Linked DNA regions of Homo sapiens: all the other regions are linked to region 1. Evidence: chromatin contacts called from ENCODE Hi-C or POLR2A ChIA-PET data. All regions are on one chromosome and are shown on one strand. Each heading gives the region's core, a stretch centred on a gene start or an enhancer-like site at or near the end of the contact. The rest is flanking DNA. Distances are from core to core; before and after follow the strand shown.

Evidence for each region. Hi-C counts contacts between places; a loop is a spot of excess contacts on that map. ChIA-PET counts read pairs that join two places held with the same protein, here RNA polymerase II (POLR2A). Pooled maps may share reads with other maps.
Region 2: a loop to region 1 is called in a pooled map, with 2.9 times the contacts of the local background. The contact joins the enhancer-like site here to the promoter of TPCN1 in region 1. A Hi-C loop is called at or near these places in 2 of 50 pooled maps. POLR2A ChIA-PET finds 5 or more read pairs at or near these places in 2 of 52 experiments (H1 and SK-N-SH).
Region 3: a pooled map shows a loop between it and region 1 (2.4-fold over the local background). The contact joins the enhancer-like site here to the promoter of TPCN1 in region 1. A Hi-C loop is called at or near these places in 2 of 50 pooled maps. POLR2A ChIA-PET finds 5 or more read pairs at or near these places in 3 of 52 experiments (A673, AG04449 and H1).

What each region holds. Positions count from the first base shown.
Region 1 is chr12:113,220,084-113,223,374 of GRCh38, reverse strand. TPCN1 (two pore segment channel 1) reads right to left here and starts at 1,911. Exons shown (of 28, transcript NM_017901.6): 1 at 1,749-1,911. It overlaps DRC10 (dynein regulatory complex subunit 10), which reads left to right and starts at 2,281. Exons shown (of 5, transcript NM_001330452.2): 1 at 2,281-2,378. RefSeq lists a silencer at 1-211 and an enhancer at 2,533-2,682.
Region 2 is chr12:115,502,978-115,506,352 of GRCh38, reverse strand. The region is part of intron 2 of LOC105370003 (a long non-coding RNA gene); the gene reads left to right. Among named protein-coding and RNA genes, the nearest start is that of LINC02463, 380 kb to the left of the region's middle. Within about 2 kb of position 1,977, at least 5 of the 41 ENCODE cell types and tissues checked have a DNase peak (open chromatin) inside an H3K27ac peak, as active enhancers do.
Region 3 is chr12:116,194,412-116,197,948 of GRCh38, reverse strand. The region is part of intron 2 of MED13L (mediator complex subunit 13L); the gene reads left to right. Among named protein-coding and RNA genes, the nearest start is that of MIR620, 48 kb to the right of the region's middle. RefSeq lists a silencer at 471-765 and an enhancer at 471-765. Within about 2 kb of position 2,213, at least 3 of the 41 ENCODE cell types and tissues checked have a DNase peak (open chromatin) inside an H3K27ac peak, as active enhancers do.

The sequences.
Region 1 (3,291 bases), core at 662-3,161:
GCTGTGGGCTCTGGGCTCAACCCACTTTGCCTCCCAACTGACCTAGTCAATGGCAGCTGAGCAACTGACTTCTTCCTCGAATCATTGGAACAACTCCAAGCAAATCCTTGTGCATCCACAGGGAACAGTACAACGTTTTGAAACAAGGCAGCGAAAGTAAACATCATTCTACTTGCTGCTAAGCCCGTAGCTCTCTGCCCAGCACACTTCCTGTGAGTTTTTTTTTCTTAAGTTTCCTCCAGATCTGGGGATTTATTTTGCTTTTAAATCTCAGCAGTGGAAAGGCAGAAGAGGAAATCCCAGATGAGACACTACTATTTGGCAGTCTTAAGAATTATGGTTGTATTGTCGTTTTGGTTTAACTTTTTACCACAGATATTTTCAAACATTCTCAAAAGTGCAGAGAATATATACGTGAACTTCCTTGTATCCATTACTCAGCTTTGACAATTATCTCCCATGTTTACTTTGAAGGCAGGAGAATTTATTAACTCACAGAGAAGAGGTTTCTTAATGTTACCATTATCATAATGGCTAGTGGTTTCTATGTTTTAACTCACGGCTGTCCAACCTTTTGGCTTCCCTGGGCCACGCTGGAAGAACTATCTTGGGCCACACATAAAATACACTACCATTAATGATGAGCTAAAAAAAAAGAGGCAGGGGGGTTGTTCATGCATAATTTTCATGATATCTGCCACCATAGATTAAAGTCCTCGCATTCAAATGCTTCAACACGGTTGTTTAACTGTTTAATATATGACTGCTTGCCTGCCTGTACTGCCTTTGCCCACTGGCTTTCAACTGGGGTGATTTTTGCCCCCATGGGGACATCGGCAATGTCTGGAGACATCTTGACTGTCACAACTTGGGAGTGGGGGGATTGCTGGTGGGTGGAGTCCAGGTATGCCACTGAACTTGCTTCAATGCACAGGTGAGACCTCCCGAAACAGAATTATGTGGCTCAAAATGTCAACTGAGCTGCTGTTGAAAAATCCTATCTTAGCTAATATCCCCACTTTAGGAATGAGGAAATTGAAGCTTGGAGTGGTTAACTTGCCTTTTATAAGTTTCAACCCAGGCAGTCTGAATCAGGGACCCTGCCTGCTTAACCATTACCCTATATACACCTACGACTAGAACCAGTCCCCTGATTTGAATTCAAACACGTCATTTTTCCAGACAGACAAAAATGAGGCCCAGAGAGGGGAAGAGACTTGCCCAAGGTCACACAGTGGAGGAGTAGGGCTAGAACCCGGGACTCCTGCGTCCTGGTCCAGTGTTCCCTCCGCGGGCTTTGCTTCTGCCTCTACAGAGGACCCAACTGGCCAGCGCTGGGGAAAGGGCCTAGGGGAAGAGGTTCAGCTACCATCCCGCTGTCCGCTGGGGCAGCCTGACCCAGGCACAAGACTCCTGTGGGGTCACCTAAGGGCGCCAGGGAGAAGAGCGAGGGAGGGAGGAAGAAGGAGGCAGGACAGCTGGCTCCAGCTCCACGTGCTCCCAGCCCCTGGCTGGGAGCCCACGTGAGGGTCGCCCTAAGAAGTCGGGGGCGAGGAGAGAGGGTGCAAAGCCCCGGCCCGGGCTGGACGGAGAGAAGCGCGGTGGAGACTTCCCTGCGCCCCCTCTGGGCCCGTACGGCCCACCTCCCACACCAGAGTGCTGCGCCGCAACCCCTTACTCCGCGTCCTCTGACCCCTGATCCCTGCCCTCTCCCTCGGGCCAAGCCGTCGCATCCCTCGGATTCTTACACGCGCCGCCCCAGCAACCCGGACCGCGCGCCGGGGTCCGCACCGCGCAGCCTAGCCCGCCGGCGCCGCCGCCAAAACCCCGAGCCCGAAGCTGTTGCAGCCGCCGCAGCCGCCGAAGCCGCCGCCACTTCAGCCACTGCCACCAGGGCAGCTGCGCCAGCTCTCCTATCCACCGCCTACCGTCCTCTCAACCCCGCTGGCCCCGCCCCATTTCCCCTTCACAGCGTCCTACTGGCTAACTGGGCTACCGTGATGAACTCTGATTGGCCAACTATCACGTCCTTCCGCAGGTCTCGCCCGCCGCCGATGCGGTACTCCCTGCCCGCCTCCTTAAGAAGGGGCGGGACGAAGAATCCACGCCCCTTACTCCTCCCTTGTTCCCCGCCTTACTCGTTGAGTCCAACCCAGAGGGAGTCCCAAGTCTTTCCATTGGTGAAAGGTCAAAATGGCGGTGCTTCTGATTGGTCAGACTTCAGGAGGTGGGGACAACTGAGCGGAACAATAAATTGAATGGTGAAAAGAAAGGTCAGTCAGACACCGAGTCTCGCCTTCTGAGATTGGCGGGTAACCTAGCAACGCAGGGACCGCGGCGGTAACTGTGGCTAGGGAAACCTGGAGCGGTCAGAGCAGGTGAGTAGCCAGTTGGGAAAGGGTCGCGGATCGGGGGAGATGTGGAATAGGGTTCAGCCCTCTGTCCTTTGGCTCCCTGAGGAATTAGAAGCCCCCGCTGCGATCTCGTCTCAGCTTCAGGACCCTGTCCCTCAGCTCCTGCCTTAGTCTGGACCTTTCGCTCCACAACCTGCAGGGAGCCGGCCTCCATTCTGCCCTTCTACCTGCCCACTTCATGGCTCCACTCCCTCATCCCTAAAACGAGGAGGACAACAGTCAAGCAGAGTCATATCGTAGTTAACTTATTTCAAGTCAAACATGGGAGCTGTGGGTGGGAGGGGAGTTTATAAGTCCCCTCCCATTTCACCCAACGGCCATACGTTCCTCGGTGAGCAGGCAATCTCACTTCAGTGTTTAAATTAGGTAGTTTTGTTTGTTTGTTTTGTTGTTGTTGTTGTTGTTTTTGCCGAGCATGGTGGCTCACGCCTGTAATCCCAGCACTTTGGGAGGCCGAGGCGGGCAGATCACTTGAGGTCAGGAGTTCTAGGCCAGCCTAGCCAGTATGGTGAAACCCCATCTCTACTGAAAATACAAAAATTAGCTGAGCATGGAGGCGCACCTGTAATCCCAACTACTCGGGAGGCTAAGGCACGAGAATCACTTGAACCCGGGAGACTTAGGTTGCAGTAAGCCAAGATAGCGCCATTGCACTCCAGCCCGGGCAACAGAGCAAGACTCTGTCTCAAATAAATAAATAAATTAGGTAATTTTTATTACACCACTTTTGCCTTTATCCTAACTTTGGAATTTAACTCCCATCTCCATCCTTAAGATGTGATCTCATTGTACCTACTGAAGACAGAGAGTTTCTTGTGATGATTAAATGAGGCTAAGGGCCGGGCGCGGTGGCTCAGCCTGTAATCCCAGCACTTTG
Region 2 (3,375 bases), core at 728-3,227, 2.3 Mb before region 1:
TTTAATGCAACCTGTTTTATCAGCAAGGTCTTTATGACCTGTATCTTGTGCTGACCTCTCATCTCATTCTGTGACTTAGAATGTCTAACCTTCTGGGAATGCAGCATAGTAAGGTCTTAGCCTTATTTTACCCAGCCCCTATTGAAGATGGAGTTGCTGTTGTTTAAACGCCTCTGGCAGCTCTATTTTGCAAAGTGTGTACTCAGTGCCAGACACAGGGCGAAGCCCTGGAAATCCTTGTTGGTATACAGTGGTGTCATCTTTTCACAAGAGGCAAAACGGCATCCCCACAGAGGTGGCAGATGCTGGAGCCAGAGAGCCTGAATCCAGGCCCTGCTCTTCTGCTGCCCAGTTTTATGACCCCAGGAAATTCATTTATTCTTGTGCCTCAGTTTCTTCATCTGCAACAACAGTACTACCTACACTTCACAGGGATTGGGAGAGGATCGAATGAGTTAAAACATGTGATGCTCTTACCCAGTGCCTGGCCCCTTGTCAGTCCTCAGTAAATGCTGGCTATGATATTTCAAGATGCTTACATTCAAGAAGGGCTGTCAGACAAATCAACTAAGTGCAAAGTCTGATGTGTTTTCGCAGCGTAAGGAGTAGGTATTGATTGGGGAGCACAGACAGGAAGCCTGTTTCGATCAAGTAAGACCTCTCTGAGGAGGTGATGTTTAAGCTGAGACCTGCTGGATGAGTGAGAAGCTTCCAGGCCCAGAGAAGAGTGGTCTGGGCAGCAGAAAGAGCAGGTGCAAAGGCCCCGAGGCAGAAACAATTTGGGATGTTCAAGGAATAGCAAGAATGCCATCAAGGGGAGGAGAAGAGTATTTGGGGTTAGAGAAGTGTCATGGGCCTTGTAGGCCAGTGCAAGGAATTTAGATTTTCTTCTGGCAAAAAAAGAAACTCCTGGAAGGGTGTTACAGTGAGAAGCGACACCACCCAATGTGCTCATCTGGGTCCTCCAAGATGCAGGTGCCAAGACGAGATTAAATGTGGAAAGCTTTTTTTAGGAGAAGTGCCTGTTGGAGAGAAAATGGAGAGAGAGCTGGGAAAGGCAGGAGAGCTAGCTGGAGGACTGGTATACAGGTCTGATTCCTAGTGAAGGAGATACAGAGAAGCTTGGGTGGAAGCATCCCAAGCTGCCAAGCTGTCCAAGAAAGATTCATCAAAGCCATGGGGAGCCCTTGAACTATGAAAGGAATTCTGCGTCTCCCAGGAACGGGCCTGCCTTAGTATGCTGCCGTTTTCAGACATTGGCTGGGGATGGCCCACAGAACACACGGCCTCCTGTTCATGCAGGGAGCTCCAGAGCGCAGCAGCTGGGCCCTTGGGCCATTGGGCTCCCTGTTCGTGTTGTTCCACGAGGTGCATTTTGCCCATTTGACTAGCATTTTCAGAGGTGCACTTGGGCCATTCTAAGAAGACAGGCTGAGAGGGTGGACAAGAAGTACGCTGATGACTGTTAAAAGCTCTAGTGCCAAAGGCCTATGCAGGGGGCTGTATGGGCAACCCCAGATGGGGCTCAGTGTGGAGGCCAGACAGAGGTGTGTGCCTCCCAGTGAGCTGGGCCCTGCCTGGCTCCATCCCTGCCTGTCCAGCCTGCGGACACCCCCACAAATCCCCTGTCTCCCCAGAGGAAGTCAGGCCTGTAGCCTGGCTTCCTGCTATTATGCCGTTTTTACAGCCTGGACTTGATTTAGGTGTTACGCTCTTGCTAAGAATATGCGCTGACACTTGAAAGGAACTTTATTATTGTCCTAATTTGTGAAGAATTAGTCGTTGCTTTTTTTTTTTTTTTTCCCTGCTCCCCTTTCTTCTCTGCAGGGTCAGGCTGGAGCCGAGTTATTGTTGTTAAATTTAGATCTGAAACTATATTGGGCCTGGGCTGGTGTCTCTATGCTTTCACTTCTTAAAACAGGAAGGAAGGCCCCAGCTAGGGGGTTTCATAGAGCCGAGAAGCTGCTCTGAAGGCCTTGGGAAATGTGTTTTGGTGGAAACCACTAGATATGCTTAGAAAGGACCAGATTCAGAGAGCGTCTTGGTGTGGTTAAATTGAAAGATTTTTCCCTGGCCTTCTGATATGCCTGTGAGCCAGGTCTGCAACTATGGTAGGTTACAGCATGGGCAGTGAAAGCCACCTGACTTTGGACGGGGAACTCCTGCTCAGCTGCCCCATTGCCTCAGTTTCCCCATCTGTAAAATGAAGATCATGATATTACCAGAGGCTGGTGGTGGATTAACTGAGGTAGCATTAGTAAAGTGTGTAGCGGAGTGCCTGAAGCATGCGTAGGTAACGTGTGAGCTCTGGGTTTCCTGGCTGGTGGAGCTCAAACTTAGAACAAATCAAGGAAGGTCTCAGAGATAAAAAGAATTCTATGGTAAAGCATTAATTGATCAACGGAATGAACTTACTAGTTACTTGAGAATTAATACCAGCAAGAGTTATTAAGAAATAGCAAAAATCATTTTGTGATACTAGCTAATGTTGACTGAGTGATTTCTACATGTCTGGAACCAGCTAAGTCCTTGATACATGAGACAGCGCAGAGCATAGTGACGAGTGGGGCTCTCAGATTACTCGGTTCACAATCCCAGCTCTGCCACTTAGCAGCTGTATGGTCTTAGGTAAGTTACTTTACCTCTCTGAGCCTCCGTTTATTTTATTTATTTTATATTTTGAGATGAGATCTCACTCCGCTACCCAGGCTGGAGGGCAATGGCACAAACATAGCTCACTGTGGCCTGGGCAACAGAGCAAAATCCCATCTCAAAATAAAATCCAATATCTTGACTGGAACCTTCTGAGAAACCCTCAGCCAGAGCCACCCAGTTAAGCCACTCCAGAATTCTTGATTCACAGAAATGATAAGATTTTTTTTCTTTTTTAAGCAGCTAACTTTTGGACTAACTTGTTACACGACCATAGCTAACTATATGACCTTATGTAATTTGCTTGACCTCTCTAAGCTTCAGTATGATCATTTGTAAGATGGGAATAATAGTCTTTCTCTTAGGGGATTGTGGTGTTTAAATAAAATAATTTTGTAAATAATAGCAAATGTATAAGCAGTTTTTTCTAAATACCAGACACTTTACATAAATTAATTCCTTAAAGCATTGACAAATTACCAGAACTTTAAAGTGTTGGTAAATGGTTGGCCCACATCTGAAGTCTGGACTAGGGTGAAGGATCTGCCTTGGCTGTTTGGTAAGAGGCCTCAGTTTGTTGCCATGTGAGGTTCTCCTCAGAGCTGCCTGACATCCTCACAATATGGCAGCTGGCTTCCTCCAGAGCAAGTGATTCAAGAGAGAAGGAAGAAGCCATACTCTCTTTTATGACCTAACCTCAGAGGTGACATACTATCACTTCTG
Region 3 (3,537 bases), core at 964-3,463, 3.0 Mb before region 1:
ATGAACATGTTAAAATTCTTTTGGCTTTCTACAAAAGAAATGGATTGCTGGGTGATAAATGCCAATTTAAAATGTTACACTACTTTGATTAAAAAATCATAAAGAGTTGCTTTCTAATTTTCATGATTTTTAGCTAGCAGCTGGTGAGTAACTGCTTTTTTTTTTTCCTTTTTTTCTTTTTTTGAGACGGAGTTTCACTCTTATTGCCCAGGCTGGAGTGCAATGGCACAATCTCTGCTCACCACAACCTCCGAATCCTGGGTTCAATGATTCTCCTGCCTCAGCCTCCCGAGTAGCTGAAATTATAGGCATGCGCCACCATGTCCGGCTAATTTTGTATTTTTAGTAGAGATGGAGTTTCTCCATGTTGGTCAGGCTGGTCTTGAACTCCTGACCTCAGGTGATCCGCCCGCCTCGGCCTCCCAAAATGCTGGGATTACAGGGGTGAGCCACCACGCCTGGCCAAGTAACTGCTTTTGAAGCAGTTGGAGCTCCCATTTGTGTCCCAGAAGAACATCTTACTGATGAAAATAAAGTAGTGGTTGTGCTAAATGACTGAAGAATGGACAACGAGATAAAGCAGAGAACAGAGATAGAGTTCCTTATGGCAGTGGGCCAGAGTCCTACTGACATGTACAGATAACTAAAGAAAGCGTGTGCTGTGTATCTTGTGCTGTCAGATAGATGCTGACTGAACCGTGCTAGTTAGGGAGACCAGCCCTTCAGCCGAGTACACGGTTTCATCTTTGCAGTTAGGCTGCAGGACTGCTGCTGTATTTTCATCCACCGGAGCTTAATATAATTTTAAGGATTATGTGGGTGGAGGCTTAGACTAAAGTAAAGTGAGTGTGCTGTTTATCACCAGCAAAGAGTATGCTTTGTCTTGAGAGAGAGACACTGAACTGATGTTCTGTCTTATTGTTTGTGTTTTCAGACTTAATATGGTTACTGTTCAAACTACTATATATCTTTGAAAGATTCCCATTGATATGTATTCCCATCAAAAAGAATTACTAAGTATATAACTAGATATAAATGCCTTCAAATTTTGAAGACATGTCTGTCTAATGCTAAAATTAATGCACTTTTATTAATCTGATAGTGCCCCTAAAATACACAAAACTTTAACCAGCTGTATGTCTTAACTAGTTTAGATAAAACCATCAGATTCTTAAGCTATGTAGACACAGCTGGACCACCAAAAAGAGAGTTAAAATTTTATAATATAAATGCAGCCTAAATTATCAGCATTATTACTTTTCTATTTATTTTAAATTTGGAGAGAAAGGTTAAAAGATACTTCTGATTGAATAAATTGTGTTGATGGCAGTAGGTTTGCTTTTTGATTGTATATTTGGTTTTAGTTAACAAGAAATCCTGTTACTCAATTCTGTAATCTACTATTCTAGTACTCTTCTACCCCAATCACAAGTTTTATTGCCACCGTTTTGGAAAGAAAGCACTCTTATCTCATGTGTCATTTCTCTGGGTGTTAGAAACTGAATTTAAAGGACTATTAAGTTGCAGCCGAAGCCGAAGACTGGGCCAGTCAGACTTTTTTTTTTTTTGTTAATTGCACCTTACTTATTGGCCCTGTTTTCAATTTTGCTCTGTGGAAACACCCAGAGGACCTCTGTGGTGTTCTTGGGTAGCATGTATTCTGTACACAATTTGGCCCTCTAAAGTGAGGTCAACAGTAAAAAATATAATTTAAAAATTAAGCTAGATGAGTTCAACCAGTAATTTTTTTTCTTGCTACTTGAAAGTTAGATTATCCATTAGGTTATAATTTTCTTTGTTATGTTGTTGATCTGGATAATATATGATTCAGTGTAATTTTTTCTTTTCTCATTGCCTCTTTGCTTGTTCTGAAACTGCTGTTAAATATATCATTGAACCTTGTTTTCTGGCCTCCATAATATATCTTTAAAACTTCTTTGCCTCTGCAACTTTCTAGTTAAATTCTTCATTATTATTCTCTAGTTTATTAACTCCTTTTCAATTTTTACTGTTTACATTTTATCTCTTACTCAGTTTTTCATTTCCATTGCTTATTTTAAAATTATTTAAAACTTACTTTGAGTTAAAATATTCATTCTTTAGCTTTTAAATTCTTTTTCATTTCCACCTAGCCTTGTTTCACTTCTGCTTGTTGTGATTTTTTTTCCCTTTATAAAAGAAATTTTACTCTTTTATAAAGAGTAAAAGAGTGGCTCACGCCTGTAATCCCAGCACTTTGGGAGGCTGAGGTGGGTGGATCGCTTGAGGTCAGGAGTTCAAGACCAGCCTGGCCAACATGGCAAAATCCTGTCTCTACTGAAAATACAAAAATTAGCTGGTGTGGTAGCGCACACCTGTAATCTCAGCTACTTGGGAAGCTGAGGCAGGAGAATCGCTTTGAACCTGGGAGGCGGAGGTTGCAGTGAGCCGAGATTGTGCTACCCTAGCCTGGGTGACAGAGCCAGACTCTATCTCAAAAAAAGAAAAAAATTTTAAGCATACTATTTTCAGGCTTTTCTGTTTCTATTTTGTTTGAAGGGATTTTGTATTTCAGTTGCTGTGTTTTTATTCGTTTTCTTTATGTCATGGTACAGCTTTGACTGGGAAGTCCCCCCACTCCCCACAGTCCCTTCTAGTGGTTTTGCACGTATTCTTAACTGCTTCTCCCTGTTGCCCCCACCCCCACCAAGGTCTTAGATTGGCAGCAGAGGGCACTTGTCTCCCACTGATGGTAGATACACCTGCATCTTTGTTCCAGTTGGCCAGGCAGTGGGATAGTGTGGCTGAAGCCCTAGTATTCTCACTTTCCTAGGCACTCAGTTTCTGAGAAGACATACTTCCTGAAAGTCCACACAGCTTACTTACCCCCAGGCAGCTGTTAGTAGCAGTTTGTTTTCAGCCCAATTTCGGCCTCAGTCCCTTATCTTAGGTGGGCCACTTTTATTCCTGTTTCTATAGGATCTGAAACCTAGGCCTTCACTGGTTCCTTCTGAAACCAGAGCCTAGCAGCCCTATACCTTCTGCCCACTCTCTGTTACATATTTCTGTTTCATGGTGATGCTGGTCTTTTTTAGTTAGGTAGGTCTTTAAAATGTCTTCTCCAGGATTTTGCCTGTTGTTGCTTTGTATTTGAAACAGGGTGGGTTTTCAAAGCAATTTATGATGCCATCTTGATTGGAAGTTCCAGTAAATTAAAAAAATTATTTCTAGCTTATTATATTTCAGTCATATTTTATTTTTAACAAGCTTTTGATTTTTTAAACAATCTTGTGAATCTTTTCATATTCTCTAGAACATATAAATATTTCTCTTTATGCAGTTCAGCCAAAGTTTATTTAGCATTGTGGGCTTAATATTTTCGTGATGCTTTTGAATGTGGTTAAGGTGAATTTGATCAGATGGATTGAGGATTTGTAGATGAAGTAGTCCTGAATGATTTTTACTATGATTAGGAAATACCCTGTACTTAAAAAGAAGTAGGGGTGGCTGGGAGTGGTGGCTCATGCCTGTAATCCCAGCACTTTGGGAGGCGGAGGT